6 separate regions of the Homo sapiens genome follow, and regions 2, 3, 4, 5 and 6 are each linked to region 1. The links are chromatin loops, found by intact Hi-C in ENCODE. Cell type or tissue: heart right ventricle. All regions are shown on one strand. Links, peaks and the distances in the headings refer to the core of each region. The heading gives the core; the rest is flanking DNA.

Region 1 (5,128 bases), core at 431-4,430:
CTCCTGACCTCAGGTGATTCACCCGCTTTGGCCTCCCACAGTGCTGGTTACAGGTGTGGGTTACTGCACCCAGTGGTGTTTGTTTGTTTGTTCGTTTTTTGAGACAGAGTCTCCCTCTGTCACCCAGGCTGGAGGGCAGTGGCCTGATCCTGGCTCACTACAACCTCGCCTCCTGAGTTCAAGTGATTCTCCTGCCTCAGCCTCCCAAGTAGCTGGGATTACAGGTGCCTGCCAACATGCCCGGCTAATTTTTGTATTTTTAGTAGAGATGGGGTTTCACCATGTTGACCAGGCTGGTCTCAAACTCTTGAGTTCAGGTGATCCACCTGCCTTGGCCTCCCAAAGTGCAGGGATTACAGGTGTGAGCCACTGTGACTGGCCCCACTTTTTTAGATCCCACGTGTGCCTGAGAACATGTGATATTTGCCTTTCTTTGCCTGGCTTATTTCACTTAACATAATGACCTCTGTGTTGCTGCAAATGACAGGATTTCCTTCTTTCTTATTGCTGAATAGTATTCCATTGTATATATAAACCACATTTTCTTTATACATTCATCTAGTGATGAACATTTAGGTTGATTCCATATTTTGGCTATTGTAAATAATGCTACAATAAACATGGGAGTGCAGGTATTTCTTGGATGTTCGGATTTCCTTTTTTTGGATATATACCCAGCAGTGGGATTGCTGGATCATGTGGTAGTTCTATTTTTAGACTTTTGAGGCACCTCCATGATGTTTTCCATAATGGTTGTACTACTTTACATTCCCACCAACAGTGTACAAGCATTCCTCTTTCTCTGCATCCTTGCAAGCATTTGTTAATTTCTTTGTCATTTTGATAATAGCCATTCTAACTGGGGTGAGATGATAGCTCATCGTGGTTTAAATTTGCATTTCCCTGATGATTAGTGATGTCGAGCATTGCAGGAAACAATTTTGTTAAGGTTTCTGCCACTATCCAGCAAAGATCCCTTTCCTCCAGTTTCCAATGACATGTTCCTCACTTCCTTCCTCTTATTGCCATATTGTGAATATCAGTCTGTCGCCCAGGTTGGAGTGCAGTGGTGCAATTATAACTCACTGCAGCCTCGAATTTCTGGGCTCAAGTGATCCTCCTGCCTCAGCTTCCTAAGTATGTGGGAGTACAGGCATGCACCACCATGCCCAGCTAATTTTTAAAAATTATTTTTTGTGGAGACGGAGTCTCACTTTGTTGCCCACGCTGATCTTGAACTCCTGTCTTCCAGCAATCCTCCTGCCTCGGCCTCCCAAAGCAACCATCCACATTTCTACAAGGAGATGCAGGCTTTATCATGCTCCTCAAAATCCCTCCACCCTTCTCCATTTTAGGTATTTGTTACAGCAACATCTCACTTCCAGGCACCGAAATCTGTATTAGTTTTCTATGGCTACGCAGCAGCTGAAAATACCCATTTATTATCTCACAGTTCCTGTAGGTCAGAAATCAGGGCTTGCTTGGCTCAACTGGGGATCGCAGCTTTGGATCTTGCAGGCTGAAATCAGGGTGTTGGCTGGGACTGGTGTCTCATCTGAGCCTTGGTGTCTTCTTGCAAGCTCACTGTTTTTTGGCAAAATTCATTCCTTGTGGTTGTAGGACTGAGAACCTCAGCTCCTAGAGGCCACCTGCTGAGAGTGTCTGCTGCTGGCTTTGAAGAAGTGAGCTGCCACGTTGTCACAGGGCCACGTGCCTTCGACCTGAGTGTGGCCTCTAGGCGCTCAGAGTGGCCAAGTTCATGCTGAATTCCTGGAAATGGAGACTCATCAGTGGGATTATTATGTTAATAGCAATGTAGACAATGCAGGTGCATTGGAAACTTGGGCTCAGGAGCAACCATCGCTGTCATCAGATATTTACTTACCATTCAAGAAGATTCTGTTTTGAAAATTTCCAAAAATTCTCAAGAAATGGAATCTTTGTCATGTGACAGGCCCTTTACATGTCAGTTGGAAAGGATGTGTTTTATTTCTAGGGGCCAATTCTGGATTTCTTTATAGGTTGAATATCTGTTCAACTTAAATTTCCTTTGCTAACCTACTTTCCTTTTCTCCTCCTATTAAAATAGCGCTTTTCACACTTTCATGTGCATAGTGGGAATCCCCTGGCATCTTGTTAAAAGGCAGATTCAGGCCAGGCGTGGTGGCTCACGCCTGTAATCCCAGCTCTTTGGTAGGCCGAGGCAAATGGATCACTTGAGGTCAGGAGTTCGAGATCAGCCTGACCAACATGGTGAAACCCCATCTCTACTAAAAATACAAAATTAGCCAGATGTGGTGGCACATGCCTGTAATTCCAAACTACTCGGGAGGCTGAGGCAGGAGAATCACTTGAACCCAGGAGGCGGATGTTGCAGTGAGCCAAGATCAAGCCATTGCACTCCAGCCTGGGAGACAGAGCGAGACTCCATCTCAAAATTAAAAACAAAAAAAGGCAGATAGATTCAGGTTCAGTAGGTCTAGGATGGGGTCTGAGATTCTGCATGTCCCCTAAGCTCTTACATAATGCAATTGCTGCTGGTCTGTGGACCACATTTTGAGTAGCAACATATATGTGAGAATGAGACGGAGAGGAGAAAGCGCCTGGTTAGCCAGGCAGTCATGTCTTCCTTGCACACACACACTAGATGGTGTTGTCAGCTCAGGAAACATGACAGTGCTTTCCTGGAGACCAAGTCTATTGGTCTAAAAATTCTCCAAGTCAGAGATCCCGGGATGGCAGACTTGGAAGGCTCCCAGAGATCATCTAGTGCCAGATGTAGCCGATGGGGAACTGAAGCCAGGGAGGGAAGAGGTTTGCTGGATATCACGCAGCAAGTCAGGGACCAATTCCCATCATTCCACTTAGCAGTCAGTGTTCTAAATGTGGCCTGGGTGTGTCACTTTTCTTAAAGTGTTAAAGTGGTACTCTCTCCTTCTTTTTAAAAATTGTAGCTTCAAAAATTGGCTTTGCTATATTACATTGTATACATTTTAAAGTCAAATTAATTTCCTATCTTAACAAAAAGTTCTAGAGACTTTGCCACGCAGCTTGGTGTATCATAGCCACAATATTTATTTAATTAGTGAAGTTGGAAATACTGGCCTCTTACAGTCTCCTAATGTTTGTGAGGTTTAATACACTACACACCAAATTTCTCACACCTATACACAACTTCCAAGGTTTTTTTTTTTAAAACAAACATTTTATTTGATCTTATGAAGTCAGTTAGCTGAAGGTTGCTACCTTCTGTTTGCAGCTGCTGATAATAATAATAATAATAATAATAATAATAATAATAATAATAATGATACTATGTGTTCAGCACTTTTCTAAGCACTTCATATAAATGAGCTAATTTAATTCTCAAAATTAAAAACATTCCACCTCCCGCCCACCACCCCTGCTTTAAAAGGTAAGGACATTGAGACTCAGAGAGGGTAAGGAACTGGTCTAAGTTTGCACAGATAATAAGCGGCAGGGCTGGGATTTGCACTTAGTCTTGCTCCAGAGCTCAAACAGCTCTGTCTTCCTCTCTCTGGGAGGGGAGGAGAGGGCCTGCCCAAGTCACGCAGCTCATATTCCCTGATCACTCTTAATCCATGTACACAACACTGCCAGTTACAGCCTGACGGTTAATGAGAGTCTGTCCTGCTTGGAGAGTGCAGGAGTTTATAGCTGATTGATATCTCTGGGCAAGCACATTTCTTTCCAAAGTGTCAAGTCAAGGAGAAGAACTAGGGACAGGGCTCCAAGTTCAGAGTTGCCTGTGGACCAGACCTGCTCCTCCACATGCAGCTGTCCGGGTGGAATTCCATCCTTGCCCATGTCACACTCTGCCCTCTTTCTCTTTCAAACAGGATGCGGGTGGGAGGTATGTCTTCAGTTTCCCTCTCTGAGGTTCTTGCTGCTCAGTCAGAGAGGCCTACAGGCAGTGGCCAAATTGACTGCGATTGCTTCATCCAGCCCTTACCCATCTTCAGTGTGCTTAATACCCAGGGGATAGAGAGTTCTGTCTCAATCGCCATGTCATGATTCCTTTCTGAATCATCTTGAACTTTCTTTTACGAGGTAAGGGTCAGTGGAACAGATTGCTCATGAGAATCTTAAGACAGTTATTTCAGTATCCTATAAAGAAATTGCCAGAATGGGTGTGTCTGTTGGGTGGCTTGAGTTATTAACTCAAGCGTGATTGCAAAGCACCACTGGATTCTAATTGCCAACAGTTATTTTTCATTTATTTATTTATGAGATGGAATCTCGCTCTGTTACCCAGGCTGGAGTGCAGTGGCACAATCTCGGCTGACTGAAATCTCCATCTCCTGGGTTCAAGCAATTCTCCTGCCACAGCCTCCTGACTAGCTGGGATTATAGGCACCTGCCACCATGCCTAGCTAATTTTTGCATTTTTAGTAGAGACGGGGTTTCAACACGTTGGCCAGGCTGGTCTTGAACTCCTGACCTCAGGTGATCTGCCTGCCTTGGCCTCCCAAAGTGCTGGGATTACAGGCATAAGCCACCGTGCCTGGCCACCAACGGTTATTTTAACAAGCAAATTACTGGGTTATAGACCTTGAAGGGACTTTAGAAGTCATGTGCTCAACTCCTTCCTAATGCAGAAATTCCTCCTCCACGTTCCCAATACACAGCCAGCTGACCCTAGCTTGTCCACTGCCACTTACTCCACAGCCATCCCGTTCTGTTCTTGGGTGGCTTCCTGATGAAGCGGGAATCACTTTCCCTGCAACTTCCCTTATTGCTCTGGGATCCCTCTGAGGCCACCCAGTGCGTTTGCTCTCTCTGCTCCAGGACACCCCTCAGAAAGTCAAGTAGGGAGGATATGGCCTTACACTTACTCTGCTCCAGGCTAAGCAGCCCTAGTTTCTTCATTGTGGTGTGTGGTTTTCACTGGGATTCTGGGAGTGAGTGAAGACAGAGGTTTGCATGAAATCTGCTGCATTTTACCAAAAATCAAGACTGTCTTCTGTATCCTTACAGAGAGGTCCAGGCCAGCTCAGGCTGACCCCCAAATGCTGTGAGGGTAGTAAAACATTGGCAGGCTGTGGGGTGGGGACTGGCTGCGTGCATGTGTGTGTGTGTCTGTGTGTGTGTGTGTGTGTGTGACAGA
Region 2 (5,128 bases), core at 1-4,000, 140 kb after region 1:
AGTTAAGTAACCCAGCCAGGAGCAAACAGCTTGTGAATGGCAGAGCTGGCATTTGAGCTCAGATAGCAGATCTTCTAACCCCCAGATCTGGAGCTTCTAACTCCCAGATTCTATTCCTTCTGGGGTTTAACAGAAAAGTTTGTAATAATCCTTGCTCTTTGTTGAATACCTACAGTGTGCCAAGTGTTTGGATATTTTGTCTCCAACACCGACAGCATACCGCCTACTCAGTAGCACTAGCCACTATTTTATAGGTGGAAAAACCAACACTTGGAAGAGCTAAGTCCAGAGTCCCCACCCATTCTGACTTTTGCCACAAACTCCCCAACTCTCAGAGGATCAGCTAAACTCCTGTGTGGCACAAGTGAGAAACTGATGGCCAGAGAGGGGCCAGTTACCCAGCAAGGCAGCAGCAGTCCCTAGGAGAAGAGCTGGTCCCCTGGCTGCCCATCCAGGGCTCTGGCCCCTGCCTCTTGTCCCCCTACCTGTGCAGAGGAGCACTGGTAAAAGCCCAGGCGTCAAACACTATCCCCCAGGCACTAGCTTGGCATATGCCCAAGCCCTGAGATCGCTTGTGGTTTCTGTCATTTCTCAGAGGGGCCGTCACTTCAGACTGAAGATGTAAGTACAAGATCATTCCTGGCAGCACTGTTCTTAGGAACAAAAATAACCCAAACTGCCCACAGTAGGGATTGGTCGGCCAAATTCTATTTCATTCATACATACAGCCCTGACACTGGTGATACAGAAGATTTAATGACCCAGGGACATGCTCGTGGTATATTCCACCAAAAAAGCAAATTCCAAAATTATGTCTATGACCCTAATTTTGAATATATGTTATTTATATCTATTTACATATAGCTATGTAGAGCGATGTGTGTGTATTAGATACATCACATATTAGACGTAATATTCATCAAAATGTTATAAGCAGTTATCTCTGAGTGGTAGGATTATGGATGGTTTTTACTTTTTTTATTGTACTTCCGTATTTTATTAATACAAGTCTTCTACAATAATACATATCACTATTCTTTTTGCTTCTGCCATCAGTTAATGAGTGTTATTTTAACAACTAAATTTGGGGAGTCTGTGGGTCAGAGAAAGTATAGAGAACTGGAGAGAAAAAATTGTAGGATAATTTAATAACGTCATGACAGAGCCAAGGAGGCAGGGTGTTGCTGTGGAAATACTGCCCGCTGGGGAGAGTCAGACAGCTTGGAAGGAGGCCCTGCCTAGCCCCCTATTTGCTGTCGGCCTGGGGCAAGTTGCTGATCAGTTTCCAAGCTTCAGATTCCTTAGCCGTCCTCTGGGAGCATGAACAATCCCCGATGCTGGGTGGATGAGAGGGCTGAATCTGGCCGCAGTTGTGGAAGTGGCTTCTGAATTGCGAATGCTTTTCTCAGGGGTGGAATTAGGATCTCTCAGCAAGGGGTTAAGGTGAAGGGGCTGGGGCGAGGGCTTTCCTAGACTGAGAAGATGAGGTCCACGTGGGGACTGGGCTCTGATCCCAACGCAGCTCGCCTGTTCCCGGGATCAGCCACACTCCTTATCTAGCAGACAAAAGGTCAGTTGAAAGCAATGGAGCTAGCCAAAGTGTCCTTTTCTTCTTGATGTGTAGACAGCCCGGATGGTGGGAGAAAGCCCTGGCTAAGCAAAGCCCCTAATATTTGCATTCAGAGCTTCCCTGACACCATCGTGACCCGTGGAAGGGGCCACCCCACCTCCTTCTTCCCAGGGGTCAGTCCTTGGAGGACAGGCAATCGGCTGCTTGCACGGCACCCCCTGGTGGTCAGAGCAGGGAAGACGAGAGTGCTCGACCCGTGCTGGCCACTCTTCCATCACAGGATGGGACAGGAGTGGGTGGGGAGGGGGGCAGAGTCCTTTGGAGGATTTGGCACCTCTTCCAGAGTTATTGTGACCATGGGACCTGCGTGAGCACAGCGTGTGTGGGAAGGGCCTGGCCCGGGGACAGGCTGACCTGGCTTCAGGGCCCTTCCCAGTCTCAGTCTCATTCCCAGGGTTAATAATACTGAGGTATTGATGTGTGGATCCGGCAGGTCACACCTGTCATGGGGTGATAGTGGGATCCCCAACCAGGATCTGCCCACCTGCAGGAAGGTGGTGGGAGGGGTCCCGGTGGGCAGGACAGGTGGGCCAGCAGGAGGGTTGCTGGAGGGAGTGCATGGGACAATCTTGGCATGGGCCCAGCCATAACAGGCGTGCAGTCATGGTAGTACAACTTCTTTTTCTTCTTCTTCTTCTTCTTTTTTTTTTTTTTTAGACAGGGTCTTGCTCTGTCACCCAGGCTGGAGCACAGTGGCACAATCATGGCTCACTGCAGCCTTGACCTCCCAGGCATGAGCTCCCTCCTTAGGCTCCTGAGCAGCTGGGTCTACAGCCACATGCCACAATGCCTGGCTATTTTTTTTTATTTTTAGTAGAGATGGGGTCTCGCTATGTTGCCAAGACTGGTCATGAACTCCTGAGCTCAAATGATCCTCCTGCCTTGGCCTCCCAAAATACTGGGATTACAGGCATGAGCCACCATGCCCGGCCAATGAATAAGTTTTCTTTGCTTCAAAAATCCATTTGCGTTTTTTTTTTTTTTTGAGATGGAATCTCACTCTGTCACCCAGGCTGGAGTGCAGTGGCACAATCTCAGCTTACTACAACCTCTGCCCACTGCAACCTCTGCCTCCTGGGTTCAAGTGATTCTCCTGCCTTGGCCTCCCAAGTAGCTGGGGTTACAGGCATGTGGAATCACACCTGGCTAATTTTTGTATTTTTAGTAGAGATGGGGTTTCACCATGTTGGCCAGGCTGGTCTTGAACTCCTGACCTCAAGTGATCTGCCCACCTCGGCCTCCCAAAGTGCTGGGATTCCGGGCTGCTTTTTAAATTGCAAAAGAAATATATGCATGTGGGAACAATTAAATTAATGCTCAGTTGTATAAACCAGAAAAATAATAGTTTCCTCTTCTTACACTCCTATCTTCTGGAAAATATCAGTACTAAACACTGTGGTTTAGCCAAGTATATAAATATATAAGCACATACATATACATATACATATACATATATGTATATATTATGTATGTCATAATCATTATTACATAACATGAATATGTTATATATATAATAATGATACGATATCTATACTCATACTTTTTTTTTCTATTTTACACACGTAAAACCATATCAACAATGAACATTTATCAATTGCTTACTATATGCCAGGGGCTGTCCTCAATGCTTTATTTGCATTAACTTACTTAGTCCTTGTGACACACAGTACTCAAAACAACCCTATGAGGTAGGAATTATTGTAATTCCCCATTTCTAGATAAGGAACTTGAGGCAGAAGTTGAGCGACTTGCCTGCAGGTGGTGCCAGAGCCTGGAATGGAAACCACACATGCTTTGCCATGTATGTTGTTCTGCAACTTGTTTTTTCCCCCTCTTGACCCTGTGTCATGGTATCTGAACATCTTTCCAAGTTAGCTGGTGAAGAGATACCTCATTCTTTTCCAAGACTGCAAAATGTAGTTATTGATAGCAGAATGCCTGCTTCCTGTAGGGTCTGGTGAGATCCTGAATGACACACTGGAGGGGGTTCATTCTGTGGATGGTGACCCCATTACTGACAGCGGCTCAGGGGCTGGGGCCTTCCTTGACATTGCTGAAGAAAAGGTGAGTAGATGGTAAATTTCATTTGATTAGTCAGTAGTAGGCTTGTTTGCTTATTTCAAACTTGGTGATGATTTTACTGAGCACCAGAGAGAACCACAAGGGTTTTGGTTGAATAGCATCAAGATTGCTTCTGTCCTCATGGTACAGAGGAGGTCAGAGTCCCAGGGCCACAGAGGCTCTCCAGGGATGCACAGGACTGGTGGGGGATATGCAGTGCAAGCTTGTCCTCACACTTGCCTGTGATGAGCGAGCGTCCAGGCCTCACCAATGCAACCCCGCCCTCCTGCTCAGTTGTGAAGGCACATAGCTTTATCAGCCCTTTGAGTCCCCTTCAAGACAGAATCAGATTAACTGCAGGTGTGTTCATGCTATTGTTTGGTAATTGGCTTTTACACCTGCAAAGCCAGTTTTTGAAATGCTGGGCTCCCTAGGGTGCAAAATTAAAGCATAAATAGTTTTCTCACAATGGCCCCTGCTGAAAACCCACAACGCCAGCTCATTCCTTCCCTTCTCCTGGGATGAAAACTTAAGACAGTTCTCACAGCTCTCTCAGTCACTATCTGGTAACAGTCAATTTTCACAGATATTTAAAAGTCAAGCCCAGCATAATATCAAAAATTCAACAAAATTACAAACACAGTTTCCCCCCTTCTATACTCAGGCCTACTGTAGACTAGGAAACTGCCAGGAAAGGGAAGCATGGTTAGGGGTTTCCTCTCTATTTTCTTACTTCTCTCTCCTCCTTATCCTCATGATCTCCCCATCCTCTAGAGCTATTTTTAACATCTGCAGGGGCTGGCCCACCTGGAGAAATGGACACAGTTGTACTTGGCTGGTCAAATTGTGATCTGGGCTTTTGGTGTGGAAGATGCCTGATTGTTGGAACTCTCTCTTATGGGGGCTTTTGTGGTTCCTGGGAGGTCTTCCTGCAGGGGACCTAGGATCAAAATTCCATAGTTTGCCTTGTAACTTCTGCCCGGGCTTCCACCCCATACAGGTTGCCCAGATCTTCTGCGTGGCTCTTTGAGTACAGCCCATTTCAGCCAGCTCCCTTTGGAGAGATTTTATCTTGTCTATCTCCAGCAAAACAACTGCAGGACAAATACCCCTCCCTTCTCCATCCCCCTCCCCTCCTCTCCCCTTTCCCTCTCACCTCCTCCTTCCCTCCTCTCTCCTTTTATTCCCTCCCTTCCTCTCCTCTCCTCTCCTCTCCCCTTTTCTCCCCTCCCCTCCTCTTCCCACTTCCCTCCTTTTCTCTTTCTCCCTCACCTCCCCCTCCTCTCCTCTCCCCTTCCCCTCTCTTCCTTTGTCCCTCTCTCCCAACTCTGAATCTAAAGGGCTCCCTCCTTTCACCTTTTGTCTCCCTGGAGAAAATCAGACACCAGTCCCTGAGCCTCCCAAATTCCAGGAAATACATACCCAGCTCACCAAATG
Region 3 (4,334 bases), core at 335-4,334, 280 kb after region 1:
TTTTCTTGACTCTTGATAGCATTCCTAAAATCTCTTAATGTTTTATAAAATATAAAAGAGCTATTTTAAAAAGCCATGTACTTTGTTGGTTTAGTTTAGGGCAGTTAGTTATTGAGAGTACTCATGATATAGAAAAGATATATAAACTTGCTCAAAATTTTGAGAATAGGGCTCAGATAGCTGTTTCCTTTTAATCTCTTCCTGACCAGTAGGATGTTTCAATATGGACTATTGACCTTATTAATGGGGAGAGTAAAAATAACTTGTCAGTGTTCTGAGTTGCCAAGGGCTAAATAGATGAATCTTCTGGCAAACTCAAAGAGATAAATTGTTTCTTCAACCACCCTGGTAACTGTACGGACACTTTTCTGCCTATCATGCTGGTGCCTGAGGCCCAGTGTCAGGTCAGATGCTGAAGAAGGAAGGAAGCCTGTCAGCAGGGAGTCAGAATGAGTGGGGACTGCAAGCAGTGACCTTAGACTGTGCTGCTGCCACTTTCTTAGCTTCCGTTAATACCTTTATGCCCATGATTCCTACTTTTTTTTTTTTTGAGATGGAATCTCGCTCTGTAGCCAGGCTGGAGTACAGTGGTGCAATCTCGGCTCACTGCAGCTTCTGCCTCCTGGGTTCAAGTGGTTCTCCTGCCTCAGCTTCTCGAGTAGCTGGGACTACAGGCGTGCACCACCATGCCCAGCTAATGTTTGTATTTTTAGTAGAGATGGGGTTTCACCATGTTGGCCAGGTTGGCCTCCATCTCTTGACCTCGTGATCCACCCACCTCACCCTCCCAAAGTGCTGGGATTACAGGCATGAGCCACTGTGCCCAGCCCCCACGATTCCTATTTTTACTGCCTCTGTCAGAGACTTGTGTTTCAGCTCCACTCTTGTCATCCCTACCCCTGAATCAAATGTATTTCCCAGCTTTCCTATTTAAAAAAAAAAAAAAATGCTGTCATTATCTCTTAGCTTGGCCAGACCTGTAGTCATCTTTTTCCTTCTCCCACCTTCCATTTACTTCAGCAATATTTATTTATTCAAATATTAACAGTGTTTAACCTCAGTTGGTAATTATGGGTGATTTTTATTATTTTTCTTTTAGCTTCTCTGGGTTTTCAAATTTATTTACAAGCATGTACTGCTTTTTTTTGTTATTGACTTTTATTTGTAGAAAATTTCCAATATGTAGAAAAGCAGAGTAGTTACAGTGATCCCTCATCGTCCAGCTTCAACAGTTGTCAGGTCACTGCCAATCATAATTGATGTCTGATCCCACCTACTCTGCCCTAACTGTGTTATTTGAAGCTGGTCCCAGACAATATGTTTTCATCTGTAAACACTTATAAAATGTAATTTGTATCTTCAAATGATGAGGAAATGTTTTTATGAAACAACCACACTACCATTGTCAGTTTTTTAAATGTTATCAAATATCCAGTTAGGTTCAATTCTATAATTGTCTCCTATTAAAAAAATTATTTATTCAAATTATGATTCTAAGTCCACAAGTTATATTTAGTTGATATTTCTCTTATGTGTCTTAAAATTTAGGTCCCCCCTTCATCTTTTTTCTCCTCTCGCAGCTTATTTGTTGAAGAAATTGGATTGTTTATCCTGAAGGGCCTATCACATTCTGGATTTTGCTGATTGCATTTCCATAGTGTCTCTTAACTTGTTCTTCTATCTTTTCTGAAAACTGGTAGTTAGATTTAGAAGCTAAACCTAATTGGAGTTTTATTGGTTTTCTCAAAATACATACTAAGGATATTATATACATCCTATTGCATCATATGTGGAGGTGTATAGTGTTTGATTAAGACGGGGCAGTGAGGTATATGATGAATGTAGGTAGCGATTATCAGTGGCACCTGACAATGTAATACCTCTTAAGTTAAAAACAAAACAGGCCGGGCACAGTGGCTCACGCCTGTAATCCCAGCACTTTGGGAAGCCAAGGTGGGTGGATCACGAGGTCAAGAGTTCAAGACCAGCCTGGCTGGCCAAGATGATGAAACCCCATCTCTACTAAAAATACAAAAAAATTAGCCAGGCATGATGGCAGGTGCCTATAATCCCAGCTACTTGGGAAGCTAAGGCAGAGAATTGCTTGAACCTGGGAGGTGGAGGTTGCAGTCAGAGCTGAGATCGCACCACTGCACTCCAGCCTGGGCGACACAGGGAGACTCTGTCTCAAAAAAAAAACAACAACAAAACAAAACAAAACAAAAAATAGTAATCAGTCTGACCAAATCCTTAGTTCTCATTTTCGTTTCTGCCTTTATCACCATTTATTTCCTCCCCCAACTCTTAAAACAACCTTTTCTTTATTTACTGTGTTTGATGACCCTAGACTTTCCTTGTTCCTTCTTACTTCTTCATAGTTGTCTTTGTTTTCTCAACTCTTACTCTTCTCACTGGTTCATATGAAGGTACTGATTTTATAAGTGGTAATTTCTTCCTTAAGAACATAGCCACATTCATGGTTTCAAACTCTACCATGTTGGCAACTCTCAAATCTCCATTTGAAAGCTTAAACCTCACCCAGGGTCTGGATTTTGTCACATTCCAAGTTACAAACACAGCAGCACAAAATGTTGGTGAGTCTGTGCCCTGAACTTCTAACCAGGCTGATGCTGTCATCTGGTGGTCACCATGGGAACTAGCTGACCCTACTGGCTCTTCCCTACTCCCCTTCTTTCTTCTTTGTCAGGGGTTAATGTACTTTCTCTGAGCCTAGCCCCTCCACCTCAGTTCCTTTATCTTCTCCTGATTTAGTTAATTCCACCCCCGGCAGCCCTTTATATTTATGGCCCCTTACATATAACCTTCCTTCTATCTTGTCCATAACCTGTGGTTTCCCTTTCTTCCATCTGCCTGTCTTCCACTTTGTTTCTTGTATTTGTGAGCTTTTCAAAATTCAGTAATGGTTAAGAGGCATGCAAATAAGCTAGTGATGTGCCTATATCAAGGAAAAGCAAGGGTGCGAGTTTGGTCAGAATCAGTTTATAAAGTTCATGAAGAACAAATTAATACTAAGTCCTTTTAAATGTACCCAGAAATCTCCTCCAGAATCTTCTGAAAAGTTTCTATTCCTTTCTTAATCTCTTCTAATCAGAGTTGGTTTTCTTCTTCAACCAAATACCTTCAAAATAGAAGCTGTTTCATGTCAATATGGATTTTTTCTTTTGGTTTACAACCAGCAGGGAAAGAAAGAGCACAGTTTATGTACTTCTTACCTAAAGAATCTAGCATTCCGTTTTTTAAATCTTAACAGTCTTACAAAGTAAGACTTTATTCTTGTATAAAAGGAGAAACAGGCTCCTTGTCAGTAACAGGCAGGCCGTGGATTCCAACCAGGTTAGAATGACTCTAAGCGTCCATCTTTTACTGGATTGTGCTGTCTCCTAATGTTGTAATGCTTTTTTTCTTCATGGCTTAATTAAGCATGTGGTTTTCCAGCTACTTCTAGGTTAAATTAGATTGTCGTGGACCAGTCTAGCTTAGGAGCCTAGCTAGTGTCTTTACCATTATTCCTATGAGAAAACATGTTTTAAACTCGTGTTTTGGCTTACAGAGGAAATTTTGGAACCCACGTTCCTCGTTGTTTGAGTTTAGTCCCAGCTTTTCCAGTTTTGCTCCTGACATTTCAGTTCCTATTTCAGCTTCCCCATGTGTTAGAGGTATCACTATTTCTGTTTTTCTAAGCTAGCAACCTTGGAATCATAATCATCTTGTCTTGCGTCTTTGTGAACTGTGTACACAATCTGTCACTAAAGCTTGTCATTTCTTGTTGAAACTCACTTTCAGTTTTGTCCCATACTCTTCCATTCCCACTGTGGCCACACTGGTCTCCGGAGACTTCTCACCTCCTTGCTTCCCTCTCTGTTCCTTCCTTTTTTTTAACCTTCTCTCCTTCCAGGAACAGCCACTGAGCACCCAACCCGACCCAGAGATTTTTCTAGGCACTTAAGAGTGCCAGCTCTGATACCAATTATCTGTGAAGACTCAAAAAAGTCACCATCTTTGTCTCTTAAATGGGATTAATTATACTTGCCTTATCTCAAGAAGAGGGGCTTACTCTGAGGAACTAAAGGATGTGTACATAAAAGTATAAAACAAACAATGTAGAAGAAAATGTGAAGGAAATACAGACTTAAGGTGGCATTATATTGCAGTGTGTGACTCAGGATTGAGAGTAAAAAGTAATAACCATTGAACAAATAAATCATAAATGGTCTGCAGCCCAACCGAAATGTTAATTCTGTTTTACAGACAATGGTACTTGGACTCAGCTCTGGTTGGTGTCAGATTATCATGAGCATGGATCCCTTTTTGAT
Region 4 (5,128 bases), core at 440-4,439, 150 kb after region 1:
ATATTGGAAGAAAATACTCCTTTTAGATCTTTAAGATAAAACATTTTTTTAGCATCAGGCCACAACATTTATAACCAGAGGAAAAAAAATCTTACAGGAGCTGAAAATGAGTTGAAGATTAGTTATTATTTCAGGCCTTTTAAAAGGCGAGAGAAAACAGAAAAGAGCAAGATGCAATAAAAGTCGAACTTTGTGTAAAAAAATTATAATGCCTTGTAATTTATTAAGAGTAAAGCAATACCTTAAGAAAATTTTGTAGTTCAAACCAATTCTTTAGTGTATAAGTGGTTTTTTAAAAATCAAAACCCAATCTCTGGAAAGACCATTTTAAATAATTTCCCTTTAATTGTAGACAACTTGCTCATATGAAAGCTTTTTTTTTCATCTGTCTTCTTCTTATGATGTAAACAGACCATTTCTGACATGCTTGGACTTTCTAGTTTTCCTGAGCATCCCTCTTTCTGAAAAAAAAAAAAAAAAAAGTCATTTTATTCTAGGACAAAATTTACCATAAAAGATTCTTTCTTGTATAAAATTATTTTTCTTTAAGCTTTCTTACCAAAATTACCTCTTTATTTCTATAACTTTCTTTACATCTCTCTCATTTCCTGATTCCCTTCACTTTGTTTTATACATAACCTTTAAATAAGCTTTGAATGAGACAAAAATTATTCACCTTTTAAAAAACACACTTTTTTTTAGAAAGAATGTTTTCTTACAATATATTTTTTAATTGGAATATACCCAACTAATGAAATATCTATTATTTAATTTAACTTTAGATTCTAAATTATGACACATTTGTCTATAAGTATTTATCCCATTACATTTACCTAATTATTTTTAATACTGTACCTAGATTACTGTATTTATGAAAACTGCAATAGTCATTATTTAAAGTTATTTCCCTGCCAACCATTTTATAGCCTGTGAATTTCAGGTGTTTATCTAAGTAGAACCTTAAGATTAAATATATGGTTATTTTACTAAATCAAGATTTAGCTATTTTCATTAAACTAATGTTCTTGTCTTATTTATCAGACAGTACACAAGCAAAGGTTATCCTGTTTTGGGCTGAGTTTATAGTTTTGTAACCCTTGTGCCAAATTTTGACACCTTATAGTATTTGGCAGGGATAAGTATGAAATTGCTTGATCAATAAATGCAAACAAAAATGTATGCTGGCAATTCTTAAGACATTTCTAATATTGCTTTACCAGTAATTTTAAAACTAGCTTATTAAAGACTTAAGTCGTGTGAACTTGAAAAGCATTTGGGTTTATCATTTAATTTATGAGTACTCTTTAAGCCATTGTCATACCTTGTAGCGAAAAACACAACAAAATGTGTATGTACACATAAACACACACATACATACTCATACAACCAAAAATCCTATAGCTTTTACTTCAGAACTCTAGCCATGAAATATTAATACAAACACATTGTCCTGCAGAAACAATAACAAAAATAAATGTCTGGATGCAAACAGTGGATTTTATCTCAGGAGAAATGTAACAGCAGACTTAAAGCAGGCAGAGGCAGAGAAGAAAGCAGAGAGATAGAGAACTTAGGAACTTTATAGTTGCAGATCGACTTTTGGGCTCTGAATTTTTCTTGCTGTAATTGTGCATGAAAATACCATATATGTTCATTTTACAAAAATACTTGCAAGAAGAGGCACCATAAAACCAACAGAGTGCCTGAAAGAGGGTCATTCTCCTTGTTTTTCCTTATTCTTAGATTATTTGTTTCCCACCCTTTTTTTTTTTTTTTTTTTTTTTTTTGAGACGGAGTCTCCCTCTATTGCCCAGGCTGGAGTGCAATGGTACAATCTCGGCTCACTGCAACCTCCACCTCCTGGGTTCAAGTGATTCTCCTGCCTCAGCGTCTTGAGTAGCTGGGACTACAGGTGCGTGCCACCATGCCCAGCTAGTTTTTTTGTATTTTTAGTAGAGACAGGTTTTCACCATGTTGGCCAGGCTGGTCTCGAACTCCTGACTTCATGATCCCTCCCAAAGTGCTGAGACTACAGGCATGAACCACCGTGCCCGGCCTTTTTTATTTATTTATTTTTTATTTTAAGGGACGAACTGAGCTGTGGCCTAGCATTTTAGTGGAGTGTGTCAAAGTGTGCTGGTTGCGGGTGAGACTCTACAGTGTGTCACCACTGAGCCATTTCCACCCTCTTACGTGTCTCAGTTTCTCTCTGTGTAGTTCTAGCACCTCCAAGAGGCTCAAAATCAAAATGCAGGGTGACCAGCTCCTATATGCACTTCCTGAATGAGGCTTTTTAAACTAATTTTGTTGGGGGTTCCCTGTAGGGTTGCTGCATGTCATGGGGGGGTCAACCCCCCAAGACACTCCCACTTGCCCTCCAGTCACCCAGGGGCACCTTTCAGCTGGGAGGTGCAAAATGCCCTTTCTCTTTGAAGCTGAGGAAACTCATTCTCCCATTTATCTGTGAAAACAATAGTTCAATTCCTCATGCAAAATGCTCACACTAGCCAATTGAGATTAATTTCAGGAGGAAAGGCAATGGAGAAGACACCCTTTAGAATGTACCTCTGAACTAGAATTAGGGTCCTAAACAATAACTTCCTAGGAGAAAAAAAAAAAAAAACAGCTAAGACCACTTCCTGTAAATTGTCCTCAGCCACCTCTAACTTTGTACTCTCATCCACCATTATACACACTAAGGTCAAATCCTCTCCCGGTATAAGGTAATCTCTGGTACCCCCAAAAGCCAAAGAGGTCAGGTCTTACAATACAGGAGAGCAGAGCTTCAGACCTAAGAAGAATCTGCTCATGACTCTTGAAACTCCACAAAGAAAATGGAACACCCCAAAAAGGGGCGGGTGGTGCCTTTGTTCTGAATACTTTAAGGGGTTTGAGTCATTGGAAGCCTCCTCTAGGTTTTTATTGGTACTAAAGATAGTGAAGGGGGAAGGAGGTATAGGGCGGAAGAAAAGTAAACGAAAGAAAAAAAGTTTTTAAGACAGGAAGCAAGGATAGCAAACGTGCATGTTGTGTTTTTTTTTCCCCTCTCTTGCAGCTGTGAGAAATTTTAGCCAATTCAGAGAGGTCTTGTTACCCATAATTTAGAATTCTCATTCAGATTTGACCAAGTCAGGTAGAGCTGGTCAAATCTGATGGGAGAAAGATCAGAACAACAACCAAAAAAACCCTAACAACATGATTACTGAGCACTTTAATAGTAAGGAGAAATTAGGAACAGCTGGTTGTTAATCTTAACTTCAGCTAAGACAAAACCCCAATTCAGCTACTTACTAGAGATAGGTCTTAGGCAGAAGATTGCTCTCTACCATCCTAGAAGCAGGAAAGAATTTAAACTTGCCTTCCCTGTTAGAAATGAGCTCAAACTCCAGAAAGGAGTTAGGTGCCTTCCATCATCCTAGAAGCAGGAAAACTTGCATTCCTTGTTGGAAGCAAGTAAGACTGCAAAAAAAGAATTGTACAGCAAAATAAACTTTAGAACTTGACCAAATTTTGGGAGATCAGGGATTCTCTGGAGGGGAGGCTCCTAGGCCTCAGCAAATTGTCCTATTGGTTTGAACCATAAAGAAAGCTCAAGCTGGTATCAAGCACCGATATGAGATTTGTCAAAGGTCAGTGGCACCTCCACTCAGAATCCCTTCTTGGTTGCCAAAATGTGAACCCCAAATATCTGAGACAGGTCTCAGGAAAGTTAGGTAGTTTATTTTGCAAAGGTCAAAGACATGCCCGTGACACAGCCTCAGGAGATCCTGACAACATGTGCCCAAGGTGGTTGGAGCACAGCTTGGTTTTATGCATTTTAGGGAGACATGAGACATCAATCAGTATATATAAGGTGTACATTTGTGCTGTCCAGAAATGCAGGACAACTCAAAGTGGGGAGGGGGCTTCCATGTCATAGGTAGATAAAAGACAAATGATTGCATTCTTTTGAGTTTCTGATTAGCCTTTCCAAAGGAAGCAATCAGATATGCATTTATCTCCGTGAGCAGAGGGGTGACTTTGAGTTCCATCTGTCCTTTGTCTGCAAGGAATTTCCTTATGGACAAATTATTAGGGAAGTATGTAGCTTTTTTTTATCTTAGTAGCTATCTTTTTAAGGGCTAGAATGGGAGACAGATTTGCCCTAAGTAGTTCCCAGCTTGATTTTTTTTTCCCTTTGGCTTATTGATTTGGGGATCCTGAGATTTATTTTCCTTTCACAAAGCTAAGGCCAGAGAAGTGCTTAGCAGAGATGTGCTAGAAGGGACTCTGGGGTGGGTGGGAGGATGCCCTGAAAGGTACGTTCTAATGCTGGAGCTCCAGGCGAAGGTGTGGTCCTGGAGGAGCAAAGGAAAGGGAATCATGGAGCCTCCAGTTATCTGAGGCTTTAGCGCTTTCCACCCCCCAGCCTCACACCCACTGAACCAGGGGCATGGGCGAAGGGGCACAGCTCCTCATGCCAATTTCATTTCAGGGTCCAAGCAGTGAAGACAGTTTAACAACAGCTGCAGCTGCAACCGAAGTGTCCCTCAGTACTTTTGAGGATGAGGAAGCCAGTGGGGTCCCCACAGATGGCCTGGCTCCCCTCACAGCCACCATGGCCCCTGAGCGGGCAGTCACTTCTGTAAGTGTCATCTTGTGTCCTCTCTGGCTCACAGGGGAGAGACAGGTCTGCATCATGCGACAACAGTCATCCTTGGCCTTGGCAGGGGCACCTGTAGCTTGGTTATGAGCACATGTCTGGGTGGGCAGCTGCTGGAGGGAGGCAGGACACAATGCTGGAGTGTAGCAGAGGCCACAGCCCTGCTCCCTCCTAGCCTTGCCCAAGAATTTACTCAGAGACAAGTGGTCCACAGTTGGCACTGAGGCTTAGAAGAGATGCATATTTCAGAAGGGGTGTGCTGGGGGTAACGATGATCGTAGGTAAGAACGTGCTTTGAAACTGGGCTGGCACCACAGAAACGACTGTTACAACTCCCTGGCAGCCTCATGAGCGAGGTGAGGTGGTGCCTTAATGCTGGTTTTGTTTTCAGGGTCCTGGTGATGAAGAAGACTTGGCAGCAGCCACAACAGAGGAGCCCCTCATCACAGCTGGGGGTGAAGAGTCCGGCAGCCCTCCCCCTGATGG
Region 5 (5,128 bases), core at 539-4,538, 56 kb after region 1:
CATTTATTTCTATGTGTTGGTATCATTTCAAGTCCTCTCTTTTAGTTACTTTGAAAGATACAAAATATTGTTTGTTGTTAAGTATAGTCATCCTAGTCTGCTATCAAACATTAGAACTTATTTTTTCTATCTAACTGTATGTTTGTACGCATTAATCACCTTCTCTTCATTATCCTCCTCCCACCCACCTACCCACCCTTCCCAGTCTCTGGTATCAATTATTCTATTCTCTATGCCCATGAGATCAAGTTTTTAGCTCCCACGTATGAGTGAGAACACGCGGTATCTGTCTTTCTGTGCCTGGCATTTTCACTTAACATAATGACCTCCAGTTCCATCCCTGTTGCTGCGAATGACATCTCATTCATTTGTATGGCTGAAGAGTATTTTATTGTGTATCCATACCACATTTTCTTTATTCATCCACCTATTGATGGACACTTAGGTTAATTTCATATCTTAGCTATTGTGAATAGTGCTGCAAGAAACATGGGAGTGCAGGTGTCCCTTTGGTACACTTGAATTCCTTTCTTTTGGATAAATACCCAGTAGTGGGATTGCTGGGTCAGGGGGTAGTTCTATTTATAATTTTCTGAGAAACCTCCATTTTGTTTGCCATAGTGGCTGTGCTAATTCACATTCCCAGCAACAGCGTGTTAAGAGTTCCAAGGTGGTATTTGCACCGCTTTGGTTTCAGCATCAAGGAGGAGTTGGTGGAAAGTCAACAGAAGGAGCCATGGTCTAGAGATGGGATATCTTGGTTGGCAGAGGAGTCCTATTTAGGCTCGCTGGGGATAAAGGTCACTGAAGCATATGTTCTGGATGGTAGGGCCCATGTCTGTCTGGTCCTTTGTTACATAGCATGGGATCTGGCACAGTGTGGGCTCTCAATGAGTTGTTGATTAAGAGAAGGAATGAATGACATGAGAGAAGAAAGAAAAGATGGGACCTAGACATCTTTCTGGAGGTTTTCTTGGCAACTATAATGGATTTCATTGCCTCCCCATGTCTGGAAGGAGCCTTAAGCCCCACCCCCATTACCTCCATAGCACTCCACCAAGCGATCATCTCGCTTTGGCTAGGATGCCTCTCAGTGATGGGGTTCTCAATCCCTCCCACACAACCTGTTCCTTTTTTATATAGATCTGATTATTAGAATAGCCGTCCTTCCACTCACCACAAGGAAGCAGAACGGCAGCAGGGAAAGAGCACTCAACCTGGAGTTAGAAGACCCGGGCTTGGCTCCTGAGCCTTCCACTGTCTCACCGTGTGGTTCTTGGGCAGGGGCAGGTGTAGCCAGTGATTATGAGTGTGGGCTTGGACATCTGGCAGATCTGCCTTAATTTCCTTATCTGTAAAATGGGAAGAGCAATAATGCCTACCTCATTAGGGCACTTGTGTGGATTAAATGAGATAATGCATGCAAAGTTCTTAGTGCCTTACCTGGCAAATTAGTGAGTGCTCAATGAAAGTTAGCTATGGTTTTTCATATTATCATCTTCTTCCTGGCTTTCAGTTTCTTCCTCTGTGTAATGGGAATAGGAAGCTCTGCCTTGGATGTCTCTAGGGCTTGGTGTGAGGAGCCAGACAGAGAATGGGCACGAAGGATCCACAGAGGTGAGGGATTCTGCATCATTCCCATCATATCGGCTTTTTCTGTAGGAGACTCCACTAGTGTGTGGTTTACCCCGAGATCACTCCTACAACACCGAGATCCTGAGGTTTTTCCCTCCCGTTGATGGTTAGGTTTCTGTTCCTTGACAGCCTGAATCATGGCCTCCAAGATCTTATTTACTTACTTATTTATTTTTATCAATAAATAAGTATTTATTTATCATCATTTATATGATGATCACGTTGGATTGTCACCCAGGCTGGAGTGCAGGGGTGTGATCATAGCTCACTGCAGCCTCAAACTCCTGGGCTCAAGCAATCCTTCTGCCTCAGCCTCTCTAGTAGCTGGGACTATAGGTGCATGCCACCATGCCTGCATAATTTTATTTTTAATTTTTTTTAGAGTCAAGGATCTTGCTATGGTGCCCAGGCTGGCCTTGAACTTCTGGCCTCAAGCAATCCACCCATCTCAGTCTCCCGAGTAGCCGGGATTACAGATCTACATTTAGAACAGGACTGCAAAGAAAGGAAAGGAGAAATGAAGAAAAGGAAGCAGACAAAGTTCTGGTTTTCAGTAGTTCCTTGGAGAGCTCAAGACTCAGACTCTGACCCTGTCTGCAAAGGGGGATCGTCCAGCCTTTGAAATAACCATTTCCTTCCCTCCTGGCCTTTTTCAGATCAGAGAGGTGGGAGGGGGCGTGGAGATTTAGTTCCCGGATGCACTGAACAGGAGGCTGTGAGCTTTCCTCTGATGTGCGACTCTTCTGCAGGGGCCCTGGCCCTGGGAGGCGGGGCTCTGGGCTGCGGCAGCTCCTCCTGTGGTCTACCTTGGCTTCACTGCAGGCCCAGCTGCTGCTGACCACGCGGGTTTCTTTTAAGAGGCTTGGCTGACCCTCAGCACAGCTGAAATGTTCTGAGACCTTGAATGTCAGAGATGGAAGCAACTTTATGATTCTCTGGGCCAGAGGTTCCCAGGCTGGGGTCCCTGGACTTGGGGTGCTCAGACTATTCCCGGTTCTTTCAAAAGCTGAAAAGAAACAGTATATAGCCCCTGTGTGAGGGCTCACGGGCTCGTAAAAGTATCCGGTGTCTTGACTTTTCTCTGAAATCAGCTCCAGCTGGTCCCTCTGTACCCTGGTGTTGCTGGTGACAGTGATAGCTTCCCACTGAACTTAGCTGCTAGAAGCAAGGTGAAGCCCTTCACACACCATCTCACTGATCTTCGATCCTGTAAGATGGGTACGTTTATGAGTCCTATTTTGCAGATGGAGACACTAAGTGCCAAAGGGGTTAAGCACTGTGCCCGAGTTCACACACCCAGCAGCCTGACTCCACAGCTCCAACCCCCAGCTACTAGCAAATAGTCCTCTGAAAGCTCAGTTATTTAGCTTTGAACACAGCAAAACTCATCATTATTCAGGGAAGATAATTTAGTAGAGAAAATGTTGAGATCTAAGTACTACACTTAGGAGGAATAATAAAAGGGTTGGTGGAATAGTTGAGGATATGCCATTTTTAATTTTTTATTGATTTTGTTTTGTTTTGTTTTGTTTTTCTTTGCTCTTGAGAGATGGCACATGCCACTTTGTTTTGTAAAACAAAGGCCTAGAGAAGTGAGGGTCCTGCCCAGTGTCATCTTGGGAACTGGTAGCCAGGACGAGAACTTGTTTCACTTTGCGTGGACTTCTTGGGTCTGACTCCAGAGGGCCTCCAGGGCAGCAGTGGCTTGTCCCGAGCTGATGGCATATGACTGGGGGTTCCCTGGAAGGGTCTCTGACATCCCCCTGTCCTGGCAGGCCACTCCCCAGCAAGGGTCAGGCCACACATCTTGACTAGCTTTCCACCAGTCCCCACCGACCTCCCACCAGCTGCACATTGCCTTGGCCTTGCCAGACCACAGAGCCGTTTAGAGCTGGCAGAGGCCAGCAGAATTCATCTTCAGCAAACTCTTCCTTCCAATCCCATCATTGTACATGTACTTTATGATTTGCAAAGTGCTTCCACATCTTCCACATCATTCAACTTGAGACCCAGGGCTGTTCTGGGAGCTGGGTGGGGGAGGGATAGTACCCCATTTTACAAAAGGAGAAAAGGAAGTTCTAAGAGGCAAAGTACCTTGTTCAAGGTCACACACTCAGATAAGAAATGTTGGAGTCAGAAGTTGGAGCTGGGTTGACCTTTTCCATTCCAGTGCCTGTTGCACCAAACAGCCTCCCTGTTTGGAATGAGGAATTGCAAGAAGCAGCGGTAAGTCACATGCCAAGCTGGGTTGTGCCAAGAACTTTATATTTAACTAACAGCATCGCCATTAACCATATCTTTTTTCCCATAGTGGACAAATACAGGTACCTAAATTAAAACAATTTTATCTGTGTCAACCAAGATTGCAGGCCTGCACTCTGAGAACTCATGATGTAATGAATAGACACAAATGTTCAAGGCAGAAGTGGTTTATATTCTAGACTCATAACTGTCTCACTGTGACCCTGAGAAAATGTTATGCTCTGGGCCCCTGTTTTCCATGTGTACAATGAAGATAATAATACCTAACACCTACCTTGCTTGTTATGAAAATGATTAGGGCCGTCATATACAAGTTTCTTCGTAAAATTTTAAGACGTGTTATACAACTATTACACATGACCATGAATCTTCGTAAACACCTAAGGCAAGGGAAATTCACATACACACACACACACACACACACACACACACACACACACATAAACACATTTATATGTAATTAATGATGAATAAGTACATCCTAAGTAGTTTACATGGCTCATTCTATTAATTGGAACAAGAGCCTTGTGGAAGCTAGTACCATGATCATTCCCATTTTATAGATGAGGAAACTGAAACCCAGAGATCTTAAGTAACAGGTAGCAAATGGCAGAAGCAGGATATGAAATCTGGATAACAGGTAAGCTCTTTAACAGCCAAGGTGCATCAGAATCACCTGAAGGGCTGGTTAAAATATGAAATGCTGAGTCCCACCCCGTGATTCTGATTCAATAGGTTTGGTGTGGGGCCTGAAAATTGGATGCTGATACTGCCGGATCAGGGACCACACTTTGAGAGCCACTATGTTAAGCTTTGTGCCCAAGACCACATACCCAGCAGTCTGACTCCACAGCTCCAACCCTCAACTACTAGCAAATAAATAGTCTTTTAAAAGCTCAGTTGTATAGCTTTGGATACTGCAAAACTCATCATGATTCAGGGAAGGGAATTTGGTAGAGAAAATGTTGGGGTCTCAGTACTACACGTAGGAGGAATAATAAAAGGGTCTCACTGCTTGTAATCCCAGCACTTTGGGAGGCCGAGGCGGGCTGATCACGAGGTCAGGAGATCGAGACCATCCTGGCCAACATGGTGAAACCCTGTCTCTACTAAAATACAAAAAATGAGCCTGGTGTGATGGTGCATGCCTATAGTCCCAGCTACTCGGGAGGCCGAGGCAAGGGAATCGCTTGAACCCAGGAGGCAGAGGTTGCAGTAAGCTGAGATCGCG
Region 6 (5,128 bases), core at 653-4,652, 79 kb after region 1:
CTCCTCTGTGGTGGATGGTTTCTCGTGAGCATTGAGATACAAAGACCAACACGTGTGCTCATTTCTGTAGGTCAATCTACATTATGCTTCCCTAGATCTCCTGGTCCCAGATCATCCAATCTTGTCTTTCAGGCCTCTGGCCAACATCGAAGTCATTTGCCCACTGCTCAGGCATCTACATACATCATAATACTATACTACTTCTCTCTCTTTCAAAGAGTTTGACCAAGTGCCCCACTCATAGTTCTACCCCCTGGGAGGAGTTCTCTTCACCGTTATCCTTTGCGGCCACCCTTGAGAAGGCTGCAATGCAGCAACAGCTCATTTCAACTAGCACTGACATATCACACAGGCTCATGTGTGAAGCAACCTGGGTTCTTTCCTTAACTGATTACTGGTTGTAGGAAACCACCCATGAAGCCCTAAGTGTGAACTCAAGAAGGGGTGTTGGTGCAAAGCAGTAAGTGACCTGGGAGTCTGGGCTACCTGTTCACATAATTTACTCGTGCTGTCTAGACCTTTTTAGGCCTGATCTCAAATATATAATTGGCATAGATAGTCTTAGCTTCTGGCAGAACCCTTACATTAGCAACTTGACTTGTAGAGTCTGGTAGGAAAAGTCAAGTGGAAGTCCTTGAAACTACACCCTTTCCTCCACTTCAAGGCAGTAGATCAGAAGCAAAATCACCTCTCAGAAAGTATTGCAGGGGTTAGAACCCCTATCATGACTTAAATGATGCAGGGTATGGTAGATCCCATTACATTTCAATTAATTAGCTTGTATAGGCCCCTGCGAAAGCCAAATCTATTATCAGATGATAGTGGATTTCCAAAAATCAGATGATAGTGGATTTCCATAAACTTGGCCAGATGGTAGCATCCATTGCAGCTGCCATGCCAAATACGGTATCTTTACTGGAATATACCAACATAGCCTTTGGTGTGTGGGATGCAGAGTGACCTGGCAAAGTGGAATCACAAGGAAGATAAAAACCAGTTCACTTTTACATGGCAGATACAGTAGTATATATTCACTGTTTTGCCCCAGGAGTATCATAACAGCTCTTTGTTATAATATAGTCCATAAGGACCTTGTCATTCCAACATGCCATGGACTATCCTGCTGGTCCCTTATACTGGTGACATCATGCTGACTGAAGATAGTGAGCAGGAAGGGACAATTGCCTTAGATACTCTGTTAAGATGCATGAATAGGTCAGAAGCTGAGAGATAAGCTCCATCACCTGTCTCATCCTGGGTTATTCAGATAGTAGCATCTGAGGCTAAGTCTTGTGTGCCTCTATGGCATTAGGGAGTGTGATCTTAGAGAGCAGAAGTGAAAAGGAAAGGGAGGCGAGGTAGGAGGAAGAGCCCAATAAGAGGCAATAGACATGACGGACTGCTCTGCAAGCATTGTGTGACCATCTTCTGAGATGCCTTATAAATTACTTTCTTGGCACAGTGCATCTGGAAGAGGAAGGGAGAAAAATACATCTACTGGCTTCCATTGGCTGAAATTTTGCCCCACAGGGTGTTATTTGCACTGTACTTCCAGGTTGCTCATTGCAGGCACTAAGGATAGTGCTGAGGATGTCATGCCTTAGCATCAACAGGGAAGCCCTGGGGTGGAAGTGAAAGGTGATCAATGTGGACATGAGGCCAGGGGCTGTGAGTTGTATCTGCCTGAAGTTGGTGAGAGTCCAGGTAGAGTTGGTCTCCACAAAGGGGACTGCTGTTAGAACAAGTGGCCAGAGACCCTGGAGACGGGTGAGACTAAAAGAATTTCAAGCAGCTATCTTAATTTGGATTCCCGCAGCAAAAGACTCAGAGGCAAGGATTCCACTGCCAGCAGTTCACTTGGTCAGTTTTCTTAAGAAGCACTGGAAGGGGAGTGGGGAAATGAGGTGGCCAATAAAGAGTGAGTGCACAATACCCCTGTGGGAAACCGGAGCTCAGTCCTGTGGAAACTCTGGATAGAAGTATAGAATGTGTGCCTGCCTAGGTGTTCCCACCAGCTGGGTAAGGGGGCTGAGATTCTCATCCACCAGCTCCTGACCATCACTGATTGAGAGCTGCTTGGGGAAGGGGTTGCTCCATTAATTTCCCAACACTTCTGGTCTTCTGTGCTTGTGGGCAGAGCAGGCTCCAGGGGCCAGAGAAAGCGCTCAGGTGAAGGGATGCAGGTGCTGGCAGTTGGAAGACAGCCACCCTGCACATAAATGATCAAGATGGAGGGGATCTGGACAGGATGTTGCAGTGGCACATAAAAGGTGTCTGATACATTCTCCCTCCTTTTTCTTTTCCTCTTGGATTGTCAGATTTTCAAATCCATCATTTTCTCTTATGTTGAACCAATGACTCTTGTCTCAGCCTGTGGCCCCTCTTTGCATATCCAAACACATCAAGATGCTCAGCAGAACAAATGAGTCCTCCTTGGAAGGTAGTTGTGGGCTTAAACAGTCATTATTTTCTCTTGGTTATCCCAAAGGCAGCTATCTCTTTAGTTATTCTAGTAAATTCTATTCTAGTTAGCTAGTTAAATCTATTGCACTTTTTCTGCACATTAAATCAGATGATATGCAAGCTCTAACTACCTCCTGTAGACGTTCTCATCACAACTCCACAAGGGAGGCATTGTACCCATGTAGTGAATAAACTGAGGTCTAGAATGACATGCACTATATTCTTGGTAACTTCTTCAGAAACCAAAGTTTTAGATGATTTCCACAGATTTTTGTGCCCCTTCCAGCTGCTTGAGACAGTATGGAGAATGCTTTTGGATATTGAGTTATCAGGGACATTGGGTAGATTATGGGAAAATGGAACAGCCTATTAATTTAGTCCAGTTCTGTAAGAGTTGGGACATAAGATCCCCAGTCTTCACACATCCCAATCTCACAGATTACACTGAACGGTGGTAAACAATTTAGATCAGCTTGGGTATGACACGAAGCTTCCTCTTGGCTATTTCTACAACTTAACATTGAATGGAAGGAAATCACTTAAGCCCTAAAAACACTGTCTGGCAGGAGGTAAAATGTCTTGCTTGGCTTCCTGCCCCATCCCTCCCACACCCACAGCTGGGACCATTTGGCCCCCACTTCAGCTCCCAGGCCTGAGACCCTCCCTGTTCTTCATCTGCCTGAGTTCAGGGACAAGCTGCAAACTGAGAGCCCTTCTTGAATATGAACATGGTCTGGCTTCCCAGGAGAAATAGGTGCAAAATCAACAACCTTAACACGAGTCTATTTCCAGTCATTTGTAGATGAGAAGTGTGCTTTGGGAAACTTCATTTTTAGATTCCAGTGAATTGGGTATCATCAGTTACAGAGAACCAACAAAATATGAAATGTGCACATAGGACTTCCCTGCAAGAGTAGAAAGGAATCTGTTGCCTTATGCATATGTATCTTGGACTGATAAATTGGATCACAATCAAGTCTTCACCCTTCATGTTATATATGTAACTGAGGAGGCCAGGTTTGTTTCATAATGGCACCTTCATTTTTATTTTTTTCAATGTACACACTTTATTTGTATATTAAACAAGTAGAAATATGTTTTTCCCCATCTTTCTTTAAACATGTTCTTCTCCCCATATATCTTCTGTTTACCCATTTTTAACAGGAACATGAGCATTCAACCTATTCCATTTTTTCTTATATGCAAAGGCAGAGTGCAACTGTGATAGGGGCAATTGATTCTTAGCTTTGGTTTTGGGGACAATATGGGGTGGTGGGAACTACGGCAAACTGGACAGTACTGCCTTAGCTGAAGGCAGCAGCCCCTATTCAATGCCAATCAATTGTTGGCACAGAGAATGCAGGCCTTATGTCGCCAGGTTTTCCAAAATTTCAAAAAGAATCCAGAAGTCTCAATTTTACTGTGCAATTCTCTAATTATCAAATATTGCTAGCCAATTTAATTTGGAGGTTGACACCCAGCAGACCAGATAAAACATATCTATGGGCAAAATTGAAGGCTGGGCATGGTGGCTTATGCCTTTAATCCCAGCACTTTAGAAGGCTGAGATGGGTGGATCAACTTGAGGTCAGGAGTTTGAGACCAGCCTGGCCAACATGGTGAAACCCCGTCTCTACTAAAAATACAAAAATTAGCCGAGTGTGGTGATGGGCGCCTATAGTCCCAGCTACTTGGAAGGCTGAAGAGGAGAATCACTTGAACCCGGGAGGCGGAAGTTGCAGTGAGCCACCATTGCACTCCATCCTGGGTGACAGAGCGGCACTCCATCCTGGGTGACAGAGCGACACTCCATCTCAAACAAAAACAAAAACCAAAATCAAAAATGAAACAAAATTGAGCCTATGGCTGCCAGTTCACAATCTCTGGTTTTAAAACTGTCAAACAGAACCCTAGATCTACTATGTAGCCATAACTGATGTGGTTTTTCTAAGCAGTATAGAAATATAGTTCTAAGAAAGTCAATTATATTCCTAGTTAATGTGGTACTTTACAAACAATAGAGAAATATAGAATTATGAAAGCAAATTCCCTATGGTTAGTGAATCAAAATAAAATAAGGTTAGGCCCATCACAGAGTGGCTGCAAGTGGGAGAGAATTTACATTCACAGGGAATGTGAACAGATTAGGAAAGAGGCCTCAAGTGGACAATTTTGTCGGGATGCAGTTCGCCTTATGTGTTAGCTCCACATGAGGCCAACCTGGTTCTCGAGCTGCTTTGGCTACTGGAGCCTCAATCCCTTAAGAGGTTGATCTAGGGTCCCCCCTCTGTCTTGCCAGTTGTCCCCCTCCACAGGCCGCAGCCCCGATGAGAATATCCACAACCTCTAATAATAGAAGCCAAAATCCAATGGACAGAGAGCACTGTGGTGTACCAGTAGGTGGTCCCATCAAGGGACTCACAGCCACCATTCAATTCAAGGTAGTTGTGTCCATTATCCAGGTGGAGAAATAAAAAATCAGACCAAGGGCAAGATTTGCCCAACTTCACCCTGCAGCCAGGGCCAGCATTGGACTGGAACCCAGACTCCTGATCTCCAGGCCAACCATCCCTCCTCTGAGCCCTCACCGCCCAGGCTGGCATGAACCCTTTCATATCCGAGTGCTCTGTGTCTCCACTGCGATTTTGCTCTTGAGGGTGGAGAG

Evidence for each region. Peaks named below come from ENCODE experiments on the same cell type or tissue, not always from the same donor. Only the 100,000 strongest peaks of a DNase experiment are listed, where the experiment ranks them.
Region 2: it touches region 1 in a loop (11-fold over the local background); 84 of 110 quality-filtered maps call a loop at or near these places.
Region 3: it touches region 1 in a loop (13-fold over the local background); 55 of 110 quality-filtered maps call a loop at or near these places.
Region 4: a loop joins it to region 1, with 5 times the contacts of the local background. A loop is called at or near these places in 12 of 110 quality-filtered maps.
Region 5: a loop joins it to region 1, with 6 times the contacts of the local background. A loop is called at or near these places in 18 of 110 quality-filtered maps.
Region 6: it touches region 1 in a loop (2.8-fold over the local background); 11 of 110 quality-filtered maps call a loop at or near these places.

Annotation. Positions count from the first base shown.
Region 1 is chr9:98,858,385-98,863,512 of GRCh38, forward strand. No RefSeq gene overlaps it. Among named protein-coding and RNA genes, the nearest start is that of ADIPINT, 50 kb to the right of the region's middle. RefSeq lists a silencer at 1,561-1,771. In heart right ventricle, for the core only: a CTCF peak has its summit at 2,646; a DNase peak (open chromatin) is centred at 2,747; H3K27ac peaks cover 2,569 bases.
Region 2 is chr9:98,997,258-99,002,385 of GRCh38, forward strand. COL15A1 (collagen type XV alpha 1 chain) reads left to right here. Exons shown (of 42, transcript NM_001855.5): 7 at 3,582-3,694. Among named protein-coding and RNA genes, the nearest start is that of COL15A1-AS1, 55 kb to the left of the region's middle. RefSeq lists enhancers at 1,036-1,792, 1,793-2,548. In heart right ventricle, for the core only: CTCF peaks have their summits at 1,791 (motif pointing left), 1,993 and 3,380 (motif pointing right); DNase peaks (open chromatin) are centred at 544, 1,584, 1,784 and 3,394; H3K27ac peaks cover 3,628 bases.
Region 3 is chr9:99,138,267-99,142,600 of GRCh38, forward strand. TGFBR1 (transforming growth factor beta receptor 1) reads left to right here. Exons shown (of 9, transcript NM_004612.4): 5 at 4,270-4,334. Among named protein-coding and RNA genes, the nearest start is that of TGFBR1, 35 kb to the left of the region's middle. In heart right ventricle, for the core only: CTCF peaks have their summits at 2,644 (motif pointing left) and 2,860; a DNase peak (open chromatin) is centred at 2,640.
Region 4 is chr9:99,010,943-99,016,070 of GRCh38, forward strand. COL15A1 (collagen type XV alpha 1 chain) reads left to right here. Exons shown (of 42, transcript NM_001855.5): 10 at 4,475-4,624; 11 at 5,034-5,128. Among named protein-coding and RNA genes, the nearest start is that of COL15A1-AS1, 69 kb to the left of the region's middle. In heart right ventricle, for the core only: a CTCF peak has its summit at 2,240; no DNase peak of the experiment used is centred there.
Region 5 is chr9:98,914,430-98,919,557 of GRCh38, forward strand. All of the region lies in intron 1 of ADIPINT (adipocyte associated pyruvate carboxylase interacting lncRNA), which reads left to right. Among named protein-coding and RNA genes, the nearest start is that of ADIPINT, 5.8 kb to the left of the region's middle. In heart right ventricle, for the core only: a CTCF peak has its summit at 2,448; a DNase peak (open chromatin) is centred at 2,412; H3K27ac peaks cover 2,637 bases.
Region 6 is chr9:98,937,404-98,942,531 of GRCh38, forward strand. COL15A1-AS1 (COL15A1 antisense RNA 1) reads right to left here. Exons shown (of 1, transcript NR_198999.1): 1 at 3,482-5,128. Among named protein-coding and RNA genes, the nearest start is that of COL15A1, 3.9 kb to the right of the region's middle. In heart right ventricle, for the core only: no CTCF peak of the experiment used is centred there; a DNase peak (open chromatin) is centred at 3,088; H3K4me3 peaks cover 121 bases; H3K27ac peaks cover 3,202 bases.